3 separate regions of the Homo sapiens genome follow, and all the other regions are linked to region 1. A link is a contact called in ENCODE Hi-C data. All regions are on one chromosome and are shown on one strand. Each heading gives the region's core, a stretch centred on a gene start or an enhancer-like site at or near the end of the contact. The rest is flanking DNA. Distances are from core to core; before and after follow the strand shown.

Evidence for each region. A loop is a pair of places that touch in the nucleus more often than their neighbours do. Pooled maps may share reads with other maps.
Region 2: a loop to region 1 is called in a pooled map, with 4 times the contacts of the local background. The contact joins the enhancer-like site here to the promoter of CHORDC1 in region 1. A Hi-C loop is called at or near these places in 2 of 50 pooled maps.
Region 3: a loop to region 1 is called in a pooled map, with 6 times the contacts of the local background. The contact joins the promoter of TMEM126B here to the promoter of CHORDC1 in region 1. A Hi-C loop is called at or near these places in 6 of 50 pooled maps.

Annotation. Positions count from the first base shown.
Region 1 is chr11:90,221,132-90,225,086 of GRCh38, forward strand. CHORDC1 (cysteine and histidine rich domain containing 1) reads right to left here and starts at 1,918. Exons shown (of 11, transcript NM_012124.3): 1 at 1,760-1,918. The coding sequence starts at 1,823. It overlaps LOC124902812 (a long non-coding RNA gene), which reads left to right and starts at 2,028. Exons shown (of 2, transcript XR_007062978.1): 1 at 2,028-2,289.
Region 2 is chr11:94,471,893-94,475,715 of GRCh38, forward strand. The region is part of intron 7 of MRE11 (MRE11 double strand break repair nuclease); the gene reads right to left. Among named protein-coding and RNA genes, the nearest start is that of MIR548L, 7.2 kb to the left of the region's middle. Within about 2 kb of position 1,744, at least 4 of the 41 ENCODE cell types and tissues checked have a DNase peak (open chromatin) inside an H3K27ac peak, as active enhancers do.
Region 3 is chr11:85,627,343-85,631,516 of GRCh38, forward strand. It overlaps TMEM126B (transmembrane protein 126B), which reads left to right and starts at 1,251. Exons shown (of 5, transcript NM_018480.7): 1 at 1,251-1,346. The coding sequence starts at 1,266. DLG2 (discs large MAGUK scaffold protein 2) reads right to left here and starts at 2. Exons shown (of 28, transcript NM_001142699.3): 1 at 1-2. RefSeq lists enhancers at 48-556, 429-588, 669-718, 859-1,048, 1,299-1,348 and 1 more.

The DNA.
Region 1 (3,955 bases), core at 668-3,167:
ATGACAGATCCAACATCTGGCTTACGCAAAATGGAACTTGCTTGTGTATTTACCTCTTTTAACTTATTTCTGTCAACTGTACAAGGTCAAACCTCTTCCTAAAAAACCTCCTAACCAACCTTTCTATTTAGTTCTTGTCTCCTACTCCGTATCTCCATTTTCTTCTCCTTCCATTCACTCAATCAGTTTACTTGAAAAATGTATTCTAAGTCTCTAAAAAAACCGTCATTTCGCTAAAGTAAATATACTTATTGGAATTTCTCTGCTGTAACTAGTACTGCTGACCACCCAAGTTTTGAGACGGTTTTCCTGGTCGCTTTCTGTTTCCTAGGCACTGCACCAATTCACACATGGATACAGACTTCCAACAAATGACTATCGCCCCTGAACTTTATTGTCTCATAAGCAAAGCGTCAGTCTTTCCCCTGTATTCTATATTAAAGTAGAATATCTGCAGACATAAGTGCAATTAATGTTTTACATAGGCTGCCAACACCAAAGGGCTTTAAAATCGTTTCTCGATTTTGTCATCGACTGAAATCTCACAATTTTCCTCATGAGTAGCATCATATTTGCATCATAAAAATGTCAGTGGCGGTAACTTGAGTATTGCATAGGTTGGATTTTCCTTTTCCTTAAAACTCTGTATCAATGGTCTTATTTTAAATAACGCTATCAATTTACCTGTGTGCCAAAAATAAGTATTTCAAACATCTCAGAGGTGAAGAGTTCAAAAGGCATCAGTTTTCATCTCCTCCACAATAATGAAGGATGTTATTAATACAACCTCATTGAACTGAGCTTCTCTATCAAATGGGTCTAATTAACATTACATGCGTCCCAGGGTGGTTATGAAGATTAAATAAGATAAAGCAATAATGGCTGGCATGCAGAAAATATAAACTAAATGCTAGTTCAATCTGAAAACGTGTTGTCACTTCTCACGATACGCAAGGAATCATCTCACTTCTTTGTCAATCAAAATTTCAATTCACTGATCATTTCCCGTCCTTCACCTAATAGTCATTTTCGCTTTGGATCCTTAACTCGACATCTAGGTGCTGTAGATGACATTCACTCATTTTATACGGGAGTAGGCATGGTAGTAAAACGTGGAGGCCACAAGAAGAACAAGCAACAAATGCCGCTAGTAATAAAAAGATAACTAACGTACCACCAGGATGAACCTATCAAAACAGCGTGAAGATACAGAGTAATGTCCCTTACCAAGAACACTTGTAAGAGGTTTGTAACAGCGGATCGACTGAACACAAACTTCTACAAGGCAGAGCTTACATGCTAGGACAACCCGCTGCTCATCCCGGCCACCTCTCCCTCTCGCGCAGGCAATCACAGCCATCACTACTTCGGGAACTACAAAGCAAGCTCACCAGTACCTCGTTAATTTTTGCTTCCCCAGAGACTGGAGGGCCAGAGGAGAAACGTGTTCGTTCTAAATTCCAGGCGACTTAAAAGGAGTGCGGGGACGACGGGGGAAACACGTGGATCCATGGGAGCGTCTCTCTCCGCAGTGGCAGAGGACAGTCAGGCGCCGGGGCCGGGCGCTCGCCAAGGGAACGCGGCGCAACAGAGGGGCGGCCGGCGGGCTGCGCGGGCAGCCAAGGGAGGCCCAGGAGGGGCATGGACCTGGGGCCGCGCGAGGACGGCTGCAGGAGATCCGCGGACACCCTCCGGCCCAAAGGGCCTCCCCTGCTGATGAGGTGGAGGGGAGGGAGGGCTGGCGGCGCGTTCCTCTTACCGTCGGAATTGGTCTCAGGATCGAAGCGCTGACCGCAGCCCCGGTTGTAGCACAGCAAGGCCATTTTCTTTTCCCACCGTCACAGGCAAGGCCCAAACACCGGGAACGGCAAGAGGATGCGTTTGCCACTCCCGTGTCGCTAGCACCGGTCTGACGACTGAGGCGGCTACCGGCTTCCGGAAACGATCCGTTGCGTTTCAGGAACCTTCGCGAATTTTCCGGTCGCGCAGGCGCAGAGGAGAAGGGACGAGGCGGAGGTAGCGGCGGGAGGCTGGCACTAGCCCGGGCCACGATAGGTCGGACTACAGCTGGTAGCAACTGGGGGTCGGAAGTGGAGCCCAGACAACAGCGGAGGAGAAATTTCCGGGGCAGAAAATGAAGGTGTCCGAGAGACTGACAATTCTCTTCTGACTTCCTCAGTGCTAACTGGCTTTGGGTATCTCCTGCAGCAAAGTGGCCGCCCCGCCCTCTCATCCCCTGCGACCCAGCACCCTTCTTCCTTGCCTTGAGGCTGCGCCTTAGACAGCCCGGTGGGTATCTGTTTACCCCTTAGCACTAAGGGATAAGTGCACAGTAAGTGCAGAATCATACAGTGTTTCCAAATCCTCAGGGTAGACGTGTGAGCTTAGTAAATGAGAGGAATAGCGGACGAACCTCTCCGTGTGTTTGTGTCTCGAGTGCCCTCATCTCAGGAGCAATTTTAATAACTTAACAGTTGCGGTCACATTACTTTGAAAATACAAAAAACGTAGAAATCAGAGTAGCAAAGAAAATTATGGATCTGATGCTGTGCCAGAATTGATCACAGTTGCTCTAAAGCCCTGGGGTAATAGTTAATATTTCATGTGAGCCTCCACTTAAACGATTTATCAATACTCAGTACACCACTCTTGGAACAGCTAGTAAAACTTCAGGTGCATTATAAAAAGTACAGTAATGCATTGGCTTCAACTTGCATATTTCCCAAACATGGGCGTTTGCAAGAAAAGCAAACACTTTTTGATAACATATACTGAAGGATCTTAAAATAAGATCAGCAGCTTATAAGTGAACCTAAAAATCTATACACTGTTTCCATTGATCTCAAGGTTATTTAGAGATCTGCTCACGTCCTCCTACCCCTAAAGACTTTTTAGTTTTTCATATTCTCTTTCTCTTCTTCTACCTAGAAGTATTAAATTTTCATATTGTGATCCACCATAGATAGGTATGTTTTCTTCATTTAACCTAACGTGAGTATTTTTCTATTTTGTTTCATAGTCATTGTTACAAATGACGGAGTATTCTGTTGAATAAATGCACTGTAATTTAACCTTTCTCTAATTTCCCCAACTTTATTATATATAAGTTACAGTGCTCAACCTGTGTATTGTTTTTCTTATTTCGAATTTCCCCCTTTAGGAAAATTTTTGGAAAGCGACAGTTCTGGGGTAAAGGGCATAAGGCTTTTTAAATAACTTTAAGATTTTAAAGATATATAGAGCCAATTGCTTTCCGAAAGGTGGTACCAATTTACAATTGCACCGGCTGTGAATGTAATAGACCGTAGAAATTGATCATACACAATTGGAAATGAGTAAGTGGAGAGCTCTAAAAAGTTTTAGTTGTGACCAAATCTGTTGTCTTGAGTATCCTAGTATCAATGCAACATTACCAGGATTGTTAGTGAACTAAACCTTTTAAATAATTTTAATGTTTATTTCTAGTTTTTCATCTGTAGCATTTTACAATCAGAATATAATTGCTTATGGTAGATAATTTGGAAAACGCAGAAGTATACTAAGAACAAAGTCAACAATAATTCCACCACCCAGCAATAAGTACTGAATGGCTAAAATAACTCTTTGGTAAATTTATTTTCAGTGTTTCCTGACACCCCAAGCATTTATAGATATATATGTTTAAAAAGAGTCGTGTTATATATAGGAGTTTATGTTCCTCCCTTGGGTATTTTGAGAAACTATAAAATTAAATCATTCTTATGATTAAGAAAAACAGTGTTACAGCAACAGCCTGTTTCAATCCCACCTCCACTTACATTTCCATTCCAACACTTCAGTGCTGACTAACACCCACTGTTTGAAAAACTTTCTAGAATTTACATGTATATTTTATATACACTTTGAATATATCTTCCCTTCCTTCTTTACCCCCATACATATCAAAATATGCTTTAACTTTGACTATCTTGTTATT
Region 2 (3,823 bases), core at 494-2,993, 4.3 Mb after region 1:
GGATTGGGAATGTAAAGATCATCAATGCTAACTCCTGACCTTGAGAGCTTTACAAACTTATTGGACACAGACAAGTGGAAACCCGAAAAGAGAAAGCAGTCAATTCTATATTTGGAGGAAGATCATGAAAGGTTTTACATAGGAAGGATTTCCCCTTTGGTCAATCAGAAAAGCATGAATTCTATCAATAGTAGAAATCTATAAATCAGTCTAACTATATACTAGAGAAAACACACAGAAAATGCAAGTAAGTATAAATATGTCCAGTAATTTCTTAACATTATCTTTTTACTAATAAATATAATGGGAGTAAAAACATCAATCTCACATAAGTGCTAAGAGTTTTCAATATCAAATATTAAATAAACAAGTGATATGCAAACTATGGTATTATACCTATATCAGTTATTATTTAAAGATACATGAAATGCAAGGTGATAGAAGACAAGAAGGAATAGTTTTCCCTAATATTAACTTACATCATTGGAGATTCAAGTAAAAGTGTTCACATAGTTTAACCAAGCATTCATTTAATCCAAACCAATATTCTTCCATTCACCCAACAAATACTGTTACCCAAACACTGTCTACTTTATGTCAGATGTCCCAGGCTTCTTCTAGATATGGAAGACACAGCAGTGAACAAAGTCCTTGTTCTAGTGTGGGAAACAAGCAATGCAGGTTGAGTCCCTAATCTGAAAATCCAAAATCCAAAATATTTTAAGTGCCAACATGGCACCACAAGTGGTAAATTCCACACATAAATACTTAACACAAACTTTGTTTCATGCACAAAATTATTTTAAAACATGTATAAAATTAACTTAAGGCCATGTGTATAAGGTATATATAAAATGTAAACAAATTTCATGTTTAGACTTGGGTTCCATCCCCAACATATGTGCAAATATTCCAAAATCCAAAAAATCCAAAATCTTAAACACTTCTGGTCCCAAGCATTTCAGATAAGGGATACTCAATCTCTAATACAAGATGTATATGCATGTGTGTAAGTATGCACATGTATAACTTGTCAGTTAGTGATAGGTGCTGTAAAGAAAAATAAAGGGAAAAGTGACATAGAAGTGCCATACTCCTCTCTACATACACAGGGTAGTCAGGAAGACCTCTCTGACTAGCATCAAATGAGCAGAGAACTGAGATGAAGCATCAGTACGCGGAGAGAGAAAGTCCTAAGCAGTAGAAGAGCAGATGGTGCTAAAGTGGGAATGTGTTCAGTGAATTCAAGGAACAGCAAGGAGAACAGAAGGGCTAAGCAGAATAAATGCAGGGAAGACAGAATATACAGGCTTGTGTATCCAGGAATGTTTTTATGTAAAAAACATACATCTAAGGTATGAGATTATCACAACTACTAAAGAAAAGCAGAATAATTCCCAAATACAACATGATGCCATTGTGCCTTCATTGAGTGCTGGTTCTTTCCCGGAAGAAGAAGGGAGGATGATGCTGGTAGGCTGACTGTAATTTGTGACCTAGAAGTGATCACAATATCCTTGTTGAAAGATTTTGCATGACCAAGTCATCTCCAAATTCAGATTCTTTCTTCTTTGAAACAAGAGAAAAAAACAGTTGATGTAGAGAAACAAATGGGAAATAAGGCAAAATGCAGAAGGCTCAAGATTCTCACCCAATCTGTGAAAACCTTCTTTGTTTTAAATATGAAAGCAGAAGTATCTTGAGAATGCACAGGGTGACAAATGAATCTAACAGCATTACCAAAGAACCACATAACCACAGTGAAGGGGGTGGGGAGAAAATGAGCTAAGTAAGTTTGAAAAATTAGGTTTCAACTAGATACAGAAAGGCTAAAGACTAAAATAACTTACACAAACATTGTAACCTAGTTGGGAAAGTTGTTTTGCACAGGGGTATGAGTTAGCAATTTTGAAATTACTTTATAATTTCAAATTATACCAGGATTGGAAATATAATTAAACCAAGATTGAAAAAATAAGTAAACATATATATTTATAATATGATCCAGGCTTCTGTTAGACAAAGAAGTCACAAGTAAGGAAAGGGAGAAGACAAAAATGGACCTTGTAGGGCTGGATTAGAATCAGTCTGAACTTATCATTGGTTTTTTAAGCACATATATAGACATGTATGTATGCATGGGTTACTATATACACATATATCTATTCCCATAACTCTGTTCATTCAGAGTGCTGAGCAAGCCCTGGTAGCAGTAAGCACACCTAGTACGCATTTGTGGATTTCTGAATACCACTCTCCAATAAAAAGAATCAGAGCACCTTGGAGAAATGGTTGATTCCAGGGCTAGGTAGGAAAATATCAGGTTGGTGCAAAAGTAATTGTGATTTTTGCCATTACAAGAGCCAAGAGCCTAGACCATCTTGAGGTGCCAAAAAGCTAACTAAGGTCATGACCTCAAAACAGATGGGAAGACATTGAAAGGACACAGAGGCCAACATAAAAGAGAATGCAATGGTCAAAGCTGCAACAATCAGAGGAACAGTAGCAACCAAAAAACTGATAGTACTGGATCTTCAAGTCCATAATGACATAAATAAGTAAGTAAATAGAGAAGAAGGGACAAATTTTCCTTACAGAAGAATTCCATTAATAAATATAGAAAGAATGAAGGAAATCAAAACTTACAATTAAAATACCACAGTATTAATTACTGGAAATAAGATCACCCATGGATGCTAAAATTAGCGAGTAAAAGTTTAAGGTGAAACAGGATATTTGCATAGTCTCAAAGTATTTTCCCAAAAATATTTATTAATTGAAAAGTAGAAAATGGGAACTTTACAGCAGAGAAAGCTGTTACACATTCCCTTAATCAAATGATGAGGGGGGCAATGAGAAAAATCAACATCATATGGTGACTACCCATTCCCCTTACCAATGCTGCTATTCTACCTTTCATTTGGCTTAAATTCTTAGAATTACTTATGAGTTTTCCTTTCAACTCATCATCCCTACTTTGGCATAGTACAAAAAAATGGTAGACCTGGGAAGCTCTATGGAAGAGAAGGAACAAATCCCAGTGGTGCAAAGTTATATGAAGACCACACACATATCTAAACTCTGGCCTGCCCCTCCTTTGAAACTCACAGTTTATTCAAGAACTCACACATAAGGTAACACAAGTCAGCCTCTTAAACCCTTTCTTTTACCGAGTATTTAACCTAAGTCTGCATTCACTGAATGCACAGAGTAGTCTGCATTCAATAAATGTGTTCAATAAATATAGCTGGCCCTCTGTATTGGCAGATTCGTGGATTCAACCAACTAAAGATCGAAATATTCAGGAAAAAAACAATAAAAAATAACAACGAAAAATATAAATTTTTAAAGCAATACAGTATAACAACTATTTAAACAGTATTTACATTGTATCAGGTATTACAAGTAATCTAGAGATGATTTAAAGTACATAGGAGGATATATGTAGGTTATATGCAAATGCTATACCATTTTATTCAAGGGATTTCAGCATCCCAGGATTTTAGGTCCTGGACCGAACACCCCCCGTGGATACCAAGGGACAACTGTAATAAATTATATAATCAGGCCCCAAATCCTTTGAGTTCTTCCCTGACAACTTCTCCGGTGTGTCCCTCCCATTTCTGTTTCATTGCCATCACTGTCACCACCTCACATTTTTACTGCAGTGATCAGATAATAAATCTTGCTTCTTCAAGTCTGTCTTCTTTTCAATCAATCCTATACCCTGCCAACAGATTAAATTTCTTAAAACTACTAACAAAAGAAAGGTAATCTAGCTATATTTGTATATCCTGGAAGAACACTTGCATATATGTAGCAG
Region 3 (4,174 bases), core at 1-2,500, 4.6 Mb before region 1:
TTGAAAAAAAAGGAAAGCAATCCCTTGGCATGGAGACATTAAAGTGACAGTGCTACTCAATGGGCACTTGATGCAGGATGAGTTGGCGAAGCAGATTTCTTCACACTGGAGTCATTCACATCATGCCATCTCTTCGCATTCAAGCAGCTCCCTATCCGGCGAGGAAAAACACTGAGACTTCGAGAGAAGCCAAACCTTCCCCCAAAGGTGTTTTCAGAGACGCCGTAGTAGTATTAGACATGTAAGCATAAGCTATGTAAACGGTCCGCGATTTCCTAAATGAGAAAGTGCAGCTGCTTGGCTTTCACATCCACCTTTTCTCTCAATCTCTCTTCAAACTACCCACCTTCCTTTTGCAGAAAAGACAAGACATTTCTTTGCCACCGCTGGCCACCCCTGCCCAAGCCCCGTTCTTTTAGGGAAGAGCACTGAAATGTCCTGCACCCTCCACGCGATGAAGTGTTTCCTCAGGCAGGAGCAACAGCAGCACTAGAAATTATATAACTCTCGAATTTGGCTTCTGTAAGACATGGAGACTGGAGGGTCGGGGGTTGCCGGTCTGGGAGATACTGCTGGGCATTTAACGTGCACAAAACAGCGCCAGGCCTTGCAGTGCCCCCCACCCCGAGACACGGCTGACAAGTGGGTCTTCTCGCGGGGGTAGTGGGCAAATTTCTCTCCGGTCTCTTTCCAAGCGGGGCTAAAGGATGCAAATTGAGGGGACTACAGACTGGGGAGAGGAGTCAGACGGCTGAGAGGAGAGGAGGCTAGTCGGGGCTGCTCTGACGGCGCTGGGCGGCTGGTCCGGGGTTTGGAGGAGGAGGTGCCCGAGAAACAGAGCTTTAACACCACACAGGCCAGGGCAAAGGGGCGAGTTCCCTCAAGGACTGAAAGGGGCAGGCAGCTAGTTCCCAGCTGCCCTGAGGAGAGGCAGGAGCGCAGTAACATTACAACATTCGGGCCGCCCCATCTTTCCCGCAGGACGCGAAGAGATCAGGGAGCTAAGCTGATAAATAGTCAGGGAAGGAAATACTCGGCTGGCGAGGGGGGCAGGCCCACAGGCGCCTGGACCTCCTCTAAGCGAATAAGTGGCCGTAATTTCTAGACGCCGCGCCCAATCACAGTCAGGATGGAGGGCGCGGCTTTTGACTGAGTGGGGGCGGGCCCGGGCTGCAATCGAGAGGCGTTGAGCCGTAAATCAGCACCACTTCCCGCCCAGGGCGTTCTGGGTCCCCGCCCACCGGCAAGTCACATGAGCCACCAAAATGGTGGTGTTCGGGTATGAGGCTGGGACTAAGCCAAGGGATTCAGGTGTGGTGCCGGTGGGAACTGAGGAAGCGCCCAAGGTAGGCGGAAATCCGAAGTGGTATGGGGGGTGATTTCTGCACCTTCAAAGTGTTGGCAGACTCTTCTAAGATGATACCTTTAAAGGAGATTTGAAAAGTTAAAACAGCTCCCAAGTCCATGCAAGGAGCAGTCGATTAAGTCTCCAGTTGCTGTGGAAAGAGGCGGAGAGAACGTAGATGACCTAAATTCTAGTCCTCATTATCTGCAGTTTGTTTTCTCTTGTCTCCAGGCCTTTGCACAGGCTTTTTCTTCAACTTGGAGTATTTCCCTGCTTCTATCCGTCCCAACTCCCCTGCCAAACTGTTCTCTTTCGGTTATTGATTTAAATGTCACTTCTTCCGGGAAGCCTTCCCACGCTTCCTCTGGCTAGATTGTTTGCTTTTTCTTAGGTTGTTGGGTTTTTCGTTTATGTCACTCTCTCATTCTGTGTTTAAATTGCCAGCTTTTTTGTTCTGAACTCCCACTGCGTTGTGGATTCCTGAGGATGGGATGACTGTATCTTGATTACCCGGAGGTCTGGCATATACCACGTGCTCCCTAAATTATGAGCGAATGTTGAATAAAATTCTAAAGGTGAAATTTATTATTAGGTGAAAAATTTATTATTAGGTAAAATAATACACATGAAAGCACTACAAAACCGTTAGATGATTTGCAAACTATAAACCTACATAAATGCACTCTTACTGGTATAAGCGTGGTGACTAGTTGAGTGGCCTTAAGGGGGAAGGGGTGTAATGAAAGCACTGGAGTCTTTGACAGTGCCTTGCAAAGCTTAAGCACTCAAATATTTCCTGTGTTCTTTCCAGTATTTCAGTATTTGCTGTCCTGTAATCATAATCCTGGGTGTCTGTTTTCCCTATAGAGACTTTAGGGTGTAGACTAGGTAGGAGATTAGTAGAAGATATTGCCTGGAAGTTTGTTTTGTTTTTTGTTTTTGGTGGAAGGTGGAGGATTTCAATGAATTGGATGAGAGCAAAACAAAAATTTATCTATGGTTTATGGTTACTCATGTTATTGACGTCTGCCAAGACAGCAGATGTCTTAGTACAATAGATGGGTTAGGTATAGAATCTCCCTTAGATGTTACTATCCCTTATACTTTCCATTTGGGTGTCAGGGAGAGGGAAAAGATGTAAGTCTAGTCACTGAAAAATTGTAATTTGTAAAATATTTTACCTTTTTTTCCCCCTGCCCTCTCCAGAAATGTTACAGAAAAAGATTGAGTACATTTCTGCCATGATGCAGAGAAAGAAACTGGTCCATTATTACTCATTGTGTAACACCATAAGAAGGTTCAAAGGAGCTCATACCTTCTGTATGTTGATGCCAGGAACTGTGTATAATGAACTGGCCTTCTATAGTTAGGATTGGTACATACCGCTCATTCAGCAAATGAGTATTACAGTGATATTCAACATGTGTCCATTGACTACAGCATCAGAAGCACTAAGTGCTATTAAAATGCAGATTCTAGGCCTCATCCTACTCCTGCTGAATCCAGGTATCTCAGGAGGGAATTCATGAGACTGCATTTCAAATAAATACCCCATGTGATTCTTGTGCATGCTGAAGGTTGAGAACCACTGATTTATTAAGTATCTTGTGTGTTCATTATGCTTTATCCCCTCTAATCCTCTTGTCTAGGACTCCTTAAATTTGAGATTTAGTATTTCCCTTTAATATAAACATTAAAATTGAGATTAGTGTAAATTTGTAAAGAGACTATTTAGCTAATCTGGAGGAAAAAGAGTAAAAAGCACTGAATTTAGCAGCAATAGACCTTCCACTTGGCTGCTGTAGTAGGTAAACATTTGCAACCACGTGTTTGGATTTAACAAATGTTATTAAGACTTTTCACAGAGACTCTAGAGTCTTGCCCAGAGCAAAACATTCAGAAACGATCCTCTCTGAGAGTGCAGGGTTTGTTTTTTTGTTGTTGTTGTTTTGTTTTGTTTTTTAACCTGTCTAGTTTCTGTTAAGATGCTACTGGCCAGGTCTTCATGGTCCCTTGACATTGGCAGCTGTCTGTTCATCACACTTGGGACACAAGAACCTTCCGACCAAGGAGCCCAGTGCCATGGGTCTCTGGGGCCGGGCACGGTGGCTCACGCCTTTAATCCCAGCACTTTGGGAGGCTGAGGCAGGTGGATCACCTGAGGTCAGGAGTTCGAGACCAGCCTGGCTATCATAGTGCAATCCTGCCTCTACTAAAAATACAAAAATTAGCCGGGTGTGGTGGCAGGTATGGGTCTCTGCTATACCACATGACCATTTCTAGCAAAGGCTCTGCTTCCACCACAGGTGGTAATAGGGAACTGGATATATAATTTATGTACTCCAAAGTAGTAGCCACAATCCACTGCCTGTTCCCTTCCTGGAGCAGTGTCCCTCTTTCTGATTTTTCTCTCTCACTATTCTCCAAGGCAATCCCTGCTCTCTCCTACCTCTCTAGGAAATGAAACACGATTTCCAAAATGAACTTAATCTTTCATGAGAAACTGAGGATAGAGATGTCAATAAGCAGCCACTGTTTCCACCTCCCCACCTGAAGAGCTAGGAGGACAACTACAAAGAGCCTGACTGCCTTCTCGGAATGAGGAGAGAGGAAAACAGCAACAGTATCAGTATGTTAGCCTTCTACACTAAATCTCAAGCAAGCCAACCTTTCAGACCTTCAGTTTGCTCATATGTATAGAAATAATCATTATACTACCAATTTCTCAAGTTAGTGTGTAAATCAGAAAGCCAATGTCTGTATTGTAGGATGTTTAGCAAGAAAATAAAAAATAATAACAAAAAGCCAATGTCTAACAGATAATAAGAG